Linked DNA regions of Mus musculus: region 1 is linked to region 2. A link is a contact called in ENCODE Hi-C or POLR2A ChIA-PET data. All regions are on one chromosome and are shown on one strand. The core of a region is the stretch at or near the end of the contact, and the rest is flanking DNA. Distances in the headings are between cores, read along the strand shown. Region 1 holds the start of Dnpep (aspartyl aminopeptidase). Region 2 holds the start of Aamp (angio-associated migratory protein).

Region 1 (7,264 bases), core at 4,299-6,798, 1.0 Mb before region 2:
AGAGAAGTCCTTTACAGTTCCTGCTTCACAGAAAAATCTGTCAGATATTCTGGGCCAGTATGTTGAAGCGATGGATGCTCCCATGTTGCAGAGGAATCGTGGGTGGCTGTCCAGGCAGCCAGCAGTCTCTGTCCTTTCTGTAGTTTTAGAAGTTGCTTACTCTGCACTTCCTGTTTATTCAGGTAGTATTTATCTTTCTCAGGTCTCTAATGGGTTTGAATACTAGATAGTTATAGTCTCACAGTTAAGCTTACGTTGTTTAGGATTTAATAAAATGTTTAAAGGACTAAAAAGATGGTTTTAGGTTGATAAATGCAAGTTATGATAGAAATTGATTTAGGTACAGAACTTGGGACTCGTCAAGATAGGCCAGATAGTAGAGTACTTTCTCCAAGGTTGCCAAATACAAACAGACTGGACATTGTGAATGTAATTCTTATCTGATAGTATATAGTTTATTGATGTTAGAGAAAGAGTCTTCTTTTTAGATAAAAGAAGAGAAATGTTGCAGGATATTTAATCACATTATGAACACCATGCTTGTGAACTGGAAAAAAAAAACAGTTTCTTGTTGTGGTGTGGCTCAGCTGTAGCACACACCTTTAATCCTAAAGCTTTCTGTAAACAGGATTGAATAAAGTCAACCATAAGTCATGAGGCAGAGCAAGCAACCAGTTGATGGGGAGTAAACATAAGAAAACCCAGGAGGTAGAAAGGAGGGACACTGAGTTGAAGGGTATCTAAGACAGCATGAAGGAGGAGAAAGGGCTTTTTCTCCATGGGACATAGGTAGAGTAAGGAGGTCAGCTCGGTGCTTTCTCTGTCTCTCTGAGCTGGCAGGTTTCACTCCAGCATCTGGCTTCTGAGTCTTCACTGGTAAAATTGAATGTTTTGAGATTTTGTTTTTTAAAGAACAAAGAGTGGTATCCACTCACAATCCCACTACCCAGGAAGCTGAGACAGAAGAAACAAGAGTTCATGTTCAGCCTGGTCTACATAATGGCTACCTGGCCAGCCTGAGTCACATTGTCATACACTGTCTCAATCACAGCAGTAAAATCAGGCTGGAAGTGTGGCTCAGTGGTAGAGTGCTCATCTAGCATCCACAGCAACCTGGGTCTAGTCCTCGGCTCCGAAAAAGAGAAATCTAGCAATGTCTTATGTCTACTGGTAAACCCTGTGTCTTAGGGTTTCATTGTTGTGAAGAGACACCATGACCACTGCAACTCATAAAGGGCAACATTTAATTGGGGCTGGCTTAGAGGCTCAGAGGTTCAGTCCATCATCACTATGGGAGGAAGCATGGCAGCATCCAGGCGGGATGGAGGAGCTTAAACTTCTACCTTTTGTTCCAAAGACAACTAGGAGAAGACTGGCTCCCATGTGGCTTGGAGGAGGGTCTCATTGCCAACCCCCACAGTGACACACTTCCTCCAACAAGGCCACACCTCCTTATAGTGCCACTCCCTGGACCAGGCATATTCAAACCACTGCATCCTGATTTTCTCCATTTCTAAAAACTTCCCAGATACTGATTGTGTTGGCCAACTTGATACCAGATAACGCAGATCCTACAGTACAGAGACAGTAGAAATAAGATCAAGTCTTATAATCCCATAGTTGGGGAGGCTGAGGCAAGAGGCTCACTGCGAGTTGGAGGCTAGCATGAATTAGATATGGCCCAAGAGCAGTGTGGGCTACTTGGTGATACCCTGTCTCAACACACACACACACACACACACACACACACACACACAGAGGGGAAAGAAAACGGGGGAGAGGATACCAAGTCACATTGCATTGCAGACAAGACAGACAAGCAGGGCATCTTTACTATAGCTTCAGACTGAGTCAGCCAACTTCATGTGAGCCAGAGCAATATGCTGAGCAGTGATTGAAAGGGAGATCAGGCTGCTGCTCGCTGAACAGAAGCAAGCAGCAAAGTTTCATTGATTTTCCTGGAATGGATTAAGGCTTAGTAATTGCCCATTGGTCATGGGAAAGATTTCAAAAGATCTTTTCCTTCTTGGGCACAAACATTCTGGTCTTGTGGCTTGCAGGCTAATGTGTAGTGACTTAACCCAGGAACCACCAAGTCACTCATTGTCACACAAATGTCCTGGCCCCTTCATTTAGTCTGAACGTCCTGATGAGGCTGAGGAAGTGCAGGTGCTTGAGCTGTTTGGAGAGGAAAAGGGCAGGGTATAAGATACTCAACACAGCCGTAATGGCGACAGGCCGCACTAATCCAGCACTATAGTCTTAGACAATTTAAAAGTGTGTGTGTGTGTGTGTGTGTGTATGTATGTGTGTATGTATGTGTGTGTGTATGTGTGTGTGTATGTGTGAGTGTGTGTGTGTGTATGTGTGTGTGTGAGTGTGCGTATGTGTGTGTGTATATGTGTGTGTATATGTGTGTGTGTGTATGTGTGTGTGTGTGTATGTATGTGTGTGTGTGTGATGGGTTTGTGTGTGTGTGTGTGTGAGTGTGGACTTGCTCATGCCAGGGCAAACATGAGGGCAGATGACAATTTTCAGAAGTCAGTTCTCTCCTTCCACCTTATAGGCTCCTACAGGGACAGGGACAATATGAAAGAAAGATGTGCCAAGACTTTTGACCCATTCAAAAATCTGAAGTACAAGTCCAAAGGATGAGTCCATGTTTTTAGCAAAAGTGACTTCAAGTTTCTGCAAAGCAACTACTATCACAGCCTGATGCCAGAGGTGACATAGCAAAGCTGGAGGGACAGTCCCTGTGCAGCTCAGTGCGCTCTAATCACTGAGCCATCTCTCCAGCCCCCAGTCTGGTATTTCATTGGCAGTATGTTTCATAGCAAGGATGGTGAGTGTGGGTGGAGTACTGACCTGCACCAGTTCATGAGAACTGACTGTGAGATTCCCAAGGATTCGGTGACCCTGTTGTTAACCGCAGCAATCCTCAAAGCATTATGGTACAATTAAGCAAATTATATTGCAGAGACAGTTAAAATTTAAAACCATCAGCTTTTCCACTATCGTACCACATTTTAAACTTTCTGCTGTACAGGTTACTTATGTCCAGTGCATCTGCCGGGCAGAAGCACACACAGTGGCTTGCTTTTCTGTACAACTCTTCCCAAATCCGTGTCTAGCTCTAGTGGCATCACGTTCATAGCTTGAAAACAGCCATATGGAATATTTACATTTCAGAACATCGAGTGTAAAGGCAAGTGTTACCCCAAGCCTTTTTCAATGCCTGACATCGCCAAGCGTTTCCGGTTTTGTTTACCTCATCAATTAAAACAGAACATCATTTTAAACTCACATTTCCTAGGTTGACATGAGACGGGCTTTCATATGTTCATGACTTGGAGTTTAATAGCATCTCTCGCTCTCATAAATACTACTTTTAAAATATGTCTGTACTTTCTGCTTAGTTAATACACAGGACCCCAAATACTTAGTTGGATTCAACGATGCAGAACCCACTCATATGGAGAACCATACCCTGTTTTAGCTATCAGTAGCTTAGAATGTAGCCCCTCCCCCACGTAACCAGACCTTAGAGAACAGATGAGAACATCCTTCCCATGGTCCACTTAGCACTCAGCTTCATACATAATGCGACTTACATAATTATTAATGAGTAATTAATTAACTGTACAAATGAGTAGGGATACAATGATATCTAAAGGATGATTAAGAAGCTACACAGATGTAGTCTGTCACCCACTGAACGGATCTTGAAACTGCCCCCTTTGAAGTGAGGGTGGCAGGACCTTTCCAGAATCTATCCCTGTTCATTTCCATCCCAAGTATAAAAGCAACAGATGCCCCCCACCCCCACCCCAGAGACCTGTGATCCCTGGAAAGACTATTTTTACACTCATGGTAGGTCGACTCTGTTTTGAACCTCAAAGCCACAAGAGTCCTGATCCATCGATGTATGGATGAGTTTTAAGATTGCTATTCAACATTCTTGACATGGAAACATAATATTGGAATTGCCCCCCTCAACTGCTTTAAGGAGTAGAAAGAGCCAGTAGGGGCGGCTCATGCCTGTATCTCCAACAATTGCAAGACTGAGGCAGGATTGCCATGGATTTGAGGCCAGCCTGGGCTACATAGTGAGCTCTGGAAAAGCCTGAACAAAACTGAAATCCTGTCTGAAAGAAAAAAAAAATCATGAGTATCAGAATCAAACCTCAGGGCCACCCAAACAGCTGTGTTGAAAAGGTCACTGACTTCTGTGTTCCTCTGAGACCTACTAAGTAGCATAACATTTAACCAAAGAGGATAGAAAAAAGCCTACGAAAGTCTCTTGCAGTTGTTCTAGGCTCTGCACACTAATTTATGGAGTCATAAGCCCAGCTGTGCCATCCATTTGTAACTAGAGACAGATTACTCTCATAATTCCGTTGTCTACAAAATGCTGACAGTAAAATTGTGAGAATTACATACGATAACGTTTATCATAACATAAACTCATGGAAGTCAGCGGCTGTGCTAACACCACCGGGGCGCTAGAGCGCGCTGCCGCCGCCGCGGTGGGCCGTCCTGCCTGAGGGTGCTCCAGGAGCGGAACGCCTCGCAGCGGCTTCGAGGCCGCTGACAAAGGAAAGGGCGGAGGGGGGGGGGTCAACGCCTGGAGGACTCGACTTGATGGAGGCGGGGCGAGAGAGGCATCAGGGGCGGGGCCTGCCAAGGAAGCCCGGACAGCGGAGACAAGGTCTGGAGAGTAGGCGTGACGGGGCGGAGCTAGTGGCGCAATGAGGGCGGGTCATGAGACGTGGCTCCTAACGGGGCAAAGCTAGTGGAACAGTGGGGCGGGGCGCGGTGTGACTGGAGCTGACTAGTCCACGTGGTTAGAACGCAGCCTGATTGGAGGAAGGCGGGTCGGTGAGGCGGGAGCGGAACCGGAACGCGTCCTGACAGGGGCGGAGCTCTCGGAGTAGTGAGGGCGGGACGCGGCCTGACTGGCACAGAGCAGTCAGCGTGTTTGGAACCAGGCCTGACGGGAGCTGAGCGAGTAGCGGGAGGGGGCGGAACCCGACCGAGGCCTGACAGGGGCGGAGCTCGCGGAGCAGCGGGGGCGGGGCGAGGCCTGGTAGAGGCGGAGTCCCGGTGCGGCCTGACGAGAGGCGGAGCCCACAGCTCGGCGAAGGCGAGGCCTGATCCGGGAGGGAGGAGCGGAGCGTCAGGGGCGGGCCGGAGTCCGGCTCCTGGAGCGGAGTGCGGTGGGGCTATGCAGGTGTGTTGCTGTTGCCGGTCCCGCCTCCACTTCGGCTCGGTGGCAGGCCGCGCGCCCTTTCGGAGCTAAGCTTAAGGCGGCGCTGACACGGGCGTACTCCGGTTTCAAAGTAAAACTGAAACCCTCCGAGGTGGCCTGACCTTCCCGGAGCCGGAAGGGCTGTCTAGTGACTGACGGGGCTAAGGGACAGGTGTAGTGGTGCTTTGATTCCGGACACGGTGGCGCGCCGGCTAGTGGCCTTTCCAGCTTTGAGGTCCTCTTGGAGGCGGGATTTCCTAGCTGGGCGGGGCGTGGATTATCTGATTAGGGGGCGGGCCTTTCCGATCCTGTACTCCAGGGACAAAACTGGGTGGAGGTCCTCTTGCCCTGGGACTGAACCTTTGAGCCGAGAGCGATCGAGCTAGGAATCCACATCTGTCGCCAGTGAAGTCCTCGGAAGCAGAGGTTGAGCCTTGGGGCTCTCATTTCTAGGGGGCTGAAAGAGGGATCCTAGACCCGGCAGCCACCTGAACTCTCCACTTCTCCCTGTAGATGGCTATGAACGGCAGGGCTCGGAAAGAGGCCATCCAGGCCACAGCCCGAGAGCTCCTGAAGTTCGTGAACCGGAGTCCCTCTCCTTTCCACGGTAGGTGACCAGGGTTAGGGAGGCTAGGAGTGGGAGTGACTTGACCAACTTCCATCGCTGAGAGAGCCCTTTTCCTACAGTCGTGGCTGAGTGCCGCAGCCGCCTCCTCCAGGCTGGCTTCCGTGAACTCAAGGAAACAGAGGGCTGGGATATCGTACCAGAAAACAAGGTACTAAGGGATAGCGTGGGGGCAGACACTATTGCAAAGGCCTGTGTCCCGGATCATAAAGCAACTCACGCCCCTGTCTTTCAACTCTCTCCCCCAGTACTTCTTAACCAGAAACTCCTCCTCCATCATTGCTTTTGCTGTGGGGGGCCAGTATGTTCCTGGCAATGGCTTCAGCCTCATTGGGGCCCACACGGACAGTCCCTGTCTCAGGGTAAGAAGTTAGGACTTGTTTGGACTGAAGGGAGGTGTGGGGGGGGGCGGTTGGGAAGAAGAGATCCTGGAGGTAGAGTTTGCAAGGCCCTATCCCAAGGTCCCGGGAAGAAGGTAGACCCGCCCCATGCTCTCATGTTCCCCACATACACTTTCAGCTGTCAACTGATGTGCTATCTGCTCTGTATAACTTACTGCCTGAGTCTCCCTTCCAGATGTTGTCTTTCAGACATTCCCTTTTTTCTCATTCTTACGCTCAGGTGAAACGCAAATCGCGCCGAAGCCAGGTGGGCTACCACCAGGTCGGTGTTGAGACCTACGGCGGTGGGATCTGGAGCACATGGTTCGACCGGGACCTGACCTTGGCTGGACGCGTCATTATCAAGGTGGTATCGAGGGGCTAGGAACTGGGGAGGCTCTCACTTCCGGCAGCCTGAAGCTTGAATGTCTTCCCATTTCTTAAGTGTACCAGTGAAGAGTCCTCGTGGGGAAGAGGGGACATGATTATTCTGGGTTTAGTAAGGGATTTTATCAGCTGGATTTGGGAGGTGCCCAGTTCTGACCTGGCCGGTTGGCCACAGTGCCCTACCTCAGGCCGGCTGGAGCAGAGGCTCGTCCATATAGAACGGCCCATCCTGCGCATCCCACATCTGGCCATCCATCTGCAGCGAAATATCAATGAGAACTTTGGGCCCAACACAGAGATCCACCTGTGAGTCCACATTCGAGCCAGGGTTGTGATGGCTGTGAGGGTGGGATATGGCACTGGGGAACAGAGGACCACCCCTTAGTGGTCAAGTTCCACGTTTGGAAACCAGTTCTATCCATTTGGGGAGTGCGCTGGGAATCAGTCGGAGGACTAGAAGTTCATGGCTGTCCCTCTCCCTTCTCTCAACCCATTTCCCCACAGAGTCCCTATTCTTGCCACAGCAGTTCAGGAAGAGCTGGAGAAAGGGACTCCTGAACCAGGGCCTCTCGGTGCCACTGTAAGAAGCTCCCCTGGCCCGGAGAGGGTGGGCAGAGGGGAGCA
Region 2 (7,010 bases), core at 3,072-5,571:
ACAGGAGCTCTGAGGGGAAGAGGCTCCCCTCCCACCTCGGCCACAGGGTTCTAGGCTAGGAGCTGGAGCTGTCTCCCTCCTGGATCCAATAAAGCCAGATGCTTTGCCTCCAGCTCCAGTGCTCATAGGCCACTTATGCTGTCTGAACTCTTTAGGCTTGGCATCTCTTAGCTTTAGAAGCTAGAAGAGATCTGTGCCCTGGGGTCTCTCTGTTCCAACCCCATCTTCCAGTAACATGTATCAGTTATTTATCTGGCTAGGGGAAAAAAGACAGTGAGCAGAGTTTCATCAGTATGGGGGCTAAACCAGAATGGCATCCACCCTGCCTGGCGCCCAGCCTGGCTACCATCCAGACCCAAAGTGCCTTGGGGCCTTCTGAGGCTTTTAAAATCGGACCTAGAGGGACCTCCTATTTTGCTCTGACACACAGAGGTGGATTGTGGGATTCTGGGTGTGGCTGGGAAGCAGTCTGGGTGAGAGATAAGTGGGGACAGGGAAAGCGCCTTGGGTGCCCTCTCTGGTCTGAGAAACACTGAAGTCTACTCTGGTACACAAGTTCAATCTGTTCTGTATTCCCATTGGGAGATTTCAGACTAAAACCCCCTCTTCAAGCCAGCTGCTGCTTTCTATGTAATCCAAGTGCCTCCTCCGGCTGGTACCAGGATGGGAACAGAAGCCGGTTTATCAGGTGGGGTAGAAACCTTACTAGCCCAAGGACATAGTTAGAGCTATTCTGTCCAGTACTTGATTCTGAATATATCACAGAGGGACACAACTAGAAATGTAATAAAGTTTTATGTTTGGCAGGAAGACCCTTGAGTTGCTGTGGCTTTCTTAACTCTAAGGTGGGAACCCAGTATTTGGAAGAAAGACTTTCCTGAACAGTTCTTGGTGGTGGGTGAGACAGGCTGCTGCAATGGTAAAAGCTGCCTGAGGAACGGAGCTCAAGTCTGCAGCACTGGCTCCAGGAGCACTGGCTCCAGAAGGGGCTTCTCAGCCACCCCGCAGGATCACGTGTATGCCATGAACCCTCTGTAAAACTTGCCTAGCTTTAACTCCCCCGGGAAGCTCCATCTTTATAGGAAAGGGGCTAGACCATAGCTTTAGAATCTCTTGGAAACTAGTTTCTCTTACAAAGGAGGAAAACATGGCCCAGAGAGGTTGACATATTTAGATGCACTTTTTTTTTTCTTTTTTAATTTTAAATTTTCTTCCACATCCTGAATGCTACATTTGATTTTTGGTTTCTTTTGTTTGGGGGGGCAAGGTCTCTTTATTATTTTGCTCTGGCTGTCTTGGAACCCTGGCCTCAAACTCAGAGATCCACCTGCCTCTGCTTCCTGAGTGCTGAGATTAAAGATGTCCACGCCTGACTAATTTTAACCAGTACGCCTGACTAATTTTAACCAGTTTCAGCTGCAATGGGTAGCTACCCTCCTAACTAGTGGCTCTAAGACTTGGGTCTCCAGAGCCTGCTCCTAGGCTTGCCGTGGCTCCGTCAGCCATCTGGGAACACAGATGGGTCAGTGAGGGAACAGGGAATGAGCAGCTATTTCCACTCTGACCCGCCCCTCCTGGGAACTTACAAATTCAACCTGGCCTCCTTTCCGTGTCAGTACTTAATAACTTTATTTGCATTTGGCTCCTTCCACGGTGTGGAAGAGTTGGGTGCTGGCAGCAGCTTGGGCATCCTGCGCCCTCTGGTGGGCCTCAGGAGCCATGGCCACACAAGACGGCAGTCAATAGTCTAGCACAAGGTTGCAGTGATCCTCACTCAGGTCTGGGCCCCAGACCCAACCTCAGGGAACTGGGCTTGTTGGGGTGAAGCCCTGAACCTCTGGCTCTCATACTCGCCCGTGTTGGACACCCGCATGTTCTGACGAGCTTTCATCTGCTTCAATCGGTCCTTGTCCACTTCCTGCTTGGTGAGGACGAAGAAGAGGATACCACAGGGGAAGCCGATGGCCCTAGGGATGGGGAGATGTGTACCGGGTTTGGGCAGGGACTGGCACTGAGCCAGAGGAGCTAGAAGAATCAGGCCAGCTTTGTCACTTGTACAAATGCTGTGGTGAGACATCTTACGTCTACCTGTCCTTTGTGCTGAGTGCTGGAGGGACCCCACAAACCAGAGCCTCCTGCTGCTGCCTGCTTTAGACAACCGTAATAGTGCTCTATTACATCCTAGCCAACTCCAAACTCCTAGGCATAGTACTCAAAGCCCAGTGTGGTCCTACCTACCTCTTCATTTCTCCTCTGACGGCTGATATTCATGAGTCTCTTCACTTGTGTTGAATGCTTCTGTGTGATAGCCTAAGTAGCCCAGGCTTGCTCTGAGTTAGCAAAGGACCTCCCTGCATACACTGTCTCATGTCCCGTGCCAGACCTCTTTATTTTTCTTTATGGTGTTAAGCTTGTGCACAACCACTAAGGTACATCGACCAACTCTCAGTCTTAGCAGCTACAACTGAAAGAGGGCATTGGTAAGGGCCAAAGAACAGGAAGCCACAAGAGCTGGTGACAATCACAGCTGGGAGCCTCTGTTCCCTCCTTGGAGGGATGGAAATGCAAGGTTTACCTCAGAAAGCTTCAAACGTTATATGGCAAAGTATTGTCATACCTCAGACATTGGATGGAAAAAAATGTTAATTTCCCTTCCTTTTACTTTAGTGAGTGATAATCAGTAATATGTATTAAGGCCAGAATCAGATCCACAGAATTCACAGAAACACGTCTAGCTTCTACACAACGCAATCTGACACTTAATTACTGGGATTGGAATGTGACCCCTGCTCCCAAAGGGAAGGATGAATCCAGTGACTCAAATTCAAATCAGATCAGCTCAATTTGCTCCACAGAAAAGCCACTATCCCCCAATTTTACATATTTTTCCACCCTAGCCCCCCCCCCCCTTCTGAGAGTCCATCCCTTGACTCCAGCAATTTCCTTCCCTTGGATTCAGCTCTCCACCCGCATTTCAGAGAAGTTTCTAGGTCCCCACACCTTTCAATGCACTCCCCACTGGTAGGCAAAGGGAGCAGTTAAACTCACCAGGCTAGCCCCACGGCTTTCATGGGGTTCTTGCCCCTCTTTCTGGGAATGTATTCTAGCTCAGGGGAGAGGGGCTCGGGCTCCTCCTTGCATTCTGGTGAGCTGTGGCTCTGCAGTGCTCTGGTCCTGTTCTGGGAAGCCTTGTTAGCTGTGGCTCCAGAGAGGATCCCTGTGAATGAAAGTATGGCATGTCAGTATGGGAGATGAGGAAGGGGAGTGACTGCAGTCTGGAGTAACAAGTGCAGTGAAGAATCTAAAGAGAAATGGGAAAATCGCCATCGGGTGACACCTTTGGAAGGCTACTTAAACGTCACTGCGGGCTCCTCACCCTGGTGCCAAGGCAGTGAGCTTCGCTGCTGTTCTATTCAGAAGTCAGGCTGGGAAGGACTGCAGAGGAACTCACCGGAGACATACGTATGAAGGAAATCCGGGGAACTGTTTTAAAACTGCAGGACCTTAAGCTATCCTTAAGGATAACTAACTCCATCCCGTCGAAGAGGAAGCTGAAGCCCGAAGACGAGCTGCTTCGCACAAGGTCAAACCGCTAATTACTCAGTGCTAGAACTCAAGCCTCCAGATGCCCAGGGCTCTTTCCTCTGCACTGCGGTGAGTGTGAAACCCCTGGGGCGCGGGAGTCTAAAGGTTTCTTTGGTACCCTCTCTAGCAATAAGACCCTAGACACGCCGCGCAACCTAAACGCAGGAGTTGGACTGGGTGACCTCTAGAGCATCTTTTCACCCCCAGACTCTCTAAGATCTTGCAGAGAGGTGTGGGCAGCAATTGGCATGCTGACTTCCTGCTGTCGCGCTGGGTGGGATATAAAGGAAACGGAATCTTTTAAAACCCTGCCCTCCCGAGGGTCCCTCTCCTTACCCCGGAGGACGCGGGCATTTCTCGCCCCCCGGCCCTTCAGCGCCGTAGCAGCTACCACCGCCGCCATGTTCGGGTCCCACCCCCCTTCACTGCGCTCCCCGTCGGGAATTGTAGTTTGCGTAAGGGGCCTCCCCCGCGCCTTCCGTCCTGCCTACAGAGCAAAAACTACATTTCCCAGAAGTCCGCGTAGCGGGCCCCGGAGAACTACTCCTCCCAGGAGACCCTGGAGGCGCGCACGCTCGCTTGTTTCCCTTCAGCTGGGGGCGGAGTCATGTAAGGTGGAGCTTGGGCTCTCCCGCCACGCCCCGGCCTGGTCATCCTAGTTCTGCCTTATGATTGGCGGCTCTGTTAGTCCACCACTGTCGCCATTGGCCCGGATGCCGTCGCTCTTTCGGCCGGGAGTCACCTACGCCTACTTCCTCCCGGGAGGAGGGGCTCGAGTTCCGCGTCGTCGCGCAGAGCTGACTCTGGGAGGCGTTTGGGCCCAGAGAAGTGGATCGGTAGCTTTCGCCGCATGGAGTCCGAATCGGAGAGCGGAGCGGCCGCTGACACCCCGCCTCTGGAGACTCTGAGCTTTCACGGAGATGAAGAGATCATTGAGGTGGTAGAGCTGGATCCAGGCCCGCCGGACCCGGGTGAGAACTGACGCTCCTGAGGCCACGGGACAAGAGGCGCTCACCCCTGGCCTCTGACCCCTGCTTCTCCCCAGTCCCCCCTCCCCCCTTCCCTACCGGTCGTTCCTACCGACATTTCTCTCCCAGACCTCCTCCCCTACCCCCCACCTTTAGTTTCTAGGCCTGGCTGGGTGGGGGTTCCCTGACGCCTCCCCTAGCCCTTCCCCTCACACACCCCCTTCCCATCATGCCCTCTGTCCTCTCTTCCCACACGGTCGCTGGCCAACACCAGATCTTCAGACCTAGCCTCTCTCCCCCTCCCCGCCCCCCAAGTGCTCTCTTCCTGCTCGGTACGTGTGAGACAACATCTTAACCTTTGGCCACACGACCCACCCTAGCTTCACCTTTTTCATTCTTTAACCCTTACCCCATTCCTTGTATTATCTTTGGAGCTCCATCTTTTAACGCTTCTCTCAAAGCAGATGATCTGGCCCAGGAGATGGAAGACGTGGACTTTGAGGAAGAGGAAGAAGAAGAAGAGGGCAATGACGAGGGCTGGGTCTTGGAACCCCAGGAAGGGGTGGTCGGTAGCATGGAGGGCCCGGATGATAGTGAGGTCACCTTTGCATTGCACTCAGGTAGGCCTTTGAACATCTCAGATCAGTGCAGATGGGCTTTTGAGTATGGCCTGTTGGTCCTAGGCAGCTATTATAAGAGACCAAAGTGAAAGCCACCTACTTTGGCCTGCAGGATATTCAAAGGAAGGGCCATAGGGCACTGGGGTTAAGTGTGACCCCTGGGTTCAAATCCTACCTCTGCTGTTTAGCAGTCTGTCAGCTTTGTTAGCTTTCTGGATCTTGGTATTCTTTAAAATATATATATATATATATATATATATAAAATCTTGTATGAAAGTGAATGGAAGTAACCTAAGTGGAAATTAAAGGTAGTTTACATTCCAGAAGGGGCATTAATAATAATCTCGGATGCCAGCCTCATGAAACTCTCATAACTTAATTCATACCTAGCCTGGTATGGCCTGTCCTGTCAGCTGTGCACCTCAGAGAACGTGGTAAGGGGAACAGCACAGCAGGGGGCTATGCTCCAGAGGAGGTCACAGCTCTGTGGGCTCTGGAAGGGTTTCTCTAACAACCTGAGGCTCCAGACAAGAACTGGATGCAGCTGTCCCAGGAAAGAGCAGCTATGGCTTTGGGGAAAAAGGGAGTGTGCTTCCTGAAGGTTCTGAAAGACAGAGCTCTAGGTGAGAACCCGGTTCCATCCCCATTCTCATGGACTATGTCTTGGGACAGCGTCTGTGTTCTGTGTGAGCCTGGACCCCAAAACCAACACCTTGGCAGTGACAGGGGGCGAAGACGACAAGGCCTTCGTGTGGAGGCTCGGTGATGGAGAGCTGCTCTTTGAGTGTGCAGGTGAGAGGCTGGGGAGGTTGTGTTCCTTTGGATGTCCTGGCAGGGGGCCCCTGAGAATACCCAGCTGCCGTTTACCAGCCTCTGTCTTGTGCCGGATTCAGGGACCCACAATGGAAGAACTGTTTGGCAGGCATTTGGACAGGACATGCTAATAGGCCAAGAGAGGCTGGCTGAGATGAGCATGGTGCTGGGGTAGGAGTAGACAGAGGCACAGAGAAGATAGGCTCTGGTTGCTTAACAGTGGGGCCAGTAGTATCTGTTCTTGGGAAACGGGAGTGCTAGTCCCTGGAGCTGCAGCAAGTTTGGCCCCCTTCTTTGCTGAGGTCCTCCTACTTTCTTTTCTGCTCAGTTGCCTTTAAACAGTGACTAGATGCATGGGTCACTTGTCCCCAACATTTAGGTATTTTTTAATGTTCTTTTTTGCCACCTTTTTAAAGGTTATATAGTTGGGTTGGCCTTGGATGTTGGCAAGGCTGGCCTCAAACTTGGTACATCTCTTAGGCAAACTTGAGTTTAAAACCTGCCTACTTCTCTTTGCTGCAGGCCACAAAGACTCTGTGACATGCGCTGGTTTCAGTCACGATTCCACCCTAGTGGCCACAGGGGACATGAGTGGTCTTTTGAAAGTATGGCAGGTAGACACCAAGGAAGAAGTCTGGTCCTTTGAAGCAGGAGACCTGGAGGTGAGATCCTTGGAGTGAGCTTCCACTCTTTGGGACCTTAAGTGAGAGGGATAGCGGCAGACGGATCCAGATCTAGCCTGGAGAAGTTTGCCTAGAGCCATAGCAGCCCAGCTCTAGCAATGTATCTCTTCGCCTGTAAAGTTCTCGCTGACCTTAGAAGGTCACACCTTAGATGAGGCTCATGGACTTAGGTAGGCTGGGTAGTAGGCCCTGCCTGCTGATCCTCCCTCTCTGATCAGTGGATGGAGTGGCACCCTCGGGCTCCTGTCCTGTTGGCGGGCACAGCCGATGGCAACACTTGGATGTGGAAGGTCCCGAATGGTGACTGTAAGACCTTTCAGGGCCCCAACTGCCCTGCAACC

Evidence for each region. A loop is a pair of places that touch in the nucleus more often than their neighbours do. ChIA-PET counts read pairs that join two places held with the same protein, here RNA polymerase II (POLR2A).
Region 1: a loop to region 2 is called in a map of T-helper 2 cell, with 11 times the contacts of the local background. The contact joins the promoter of Dnpep here to the promoter of Aamp in region 2. A Hi-C loop is called at or near these places in 1 of 37 maps with a recorded cell type or tissue (T-helper 2 cell). POLR2A ChIA-PET finds 5 or more read pairs at or near these places in 1 of 5 experiments (embryonic stem cell).

The regions. Positions count from the first base shown.
Region 1 is chr1:75,315,301-75,322,564 of GRCm38, reverse strand. It overlaps Dnpep (aspartyl aminopeptidase), which reads left to right and starts at 5,548. Exons shown (of 15, transcript NM_016878.4): 1 at 5,548-5,674; 2 at 5,762-5,855; 3 at 5,936-6,024; 4 at 6,122-6,235; 5 at 6,495-6,620; 6 at 6,816-6,946; 7 at 7,145-7,220. The coding sequence starts at 5,762.
Region 2 is chr1:74,282,049-74,289,058 of GRCm38, reverse strand. It overlaps Aamp (angio-associated migratory protein), which reads left to right and starts at 4,321. Exons shown (of 11, transcript NM_146110.3): 1 at 4,321-4,556; 2 at 5,018-5,173; 3 at 5,846-5,965; 4 at 6,509-6,648; 5 at 6,888-7,010. The coding sequence starts at 4,436. Pnkd (paroxysmal nonkinesiogenic dyskinesia) reads right to left here and starts at 4,025. Exons shown (of 10, transcript NM_001039509.1): 1 at 3,922-4,025; 2 at 3,049-3,217. The coding sequence starts at 3,988. Tmbim1 (transmembrane BAX inhibitor motif containing 1) reads left to right here. Exons shown (of 12, transcript NM_027154.5): 12 at 1-812. Gm28364 (predicted gene 28364) reads right to left here. Exons shown (of 2, transcript NR_168296.1): 2 at 6,345-7,010.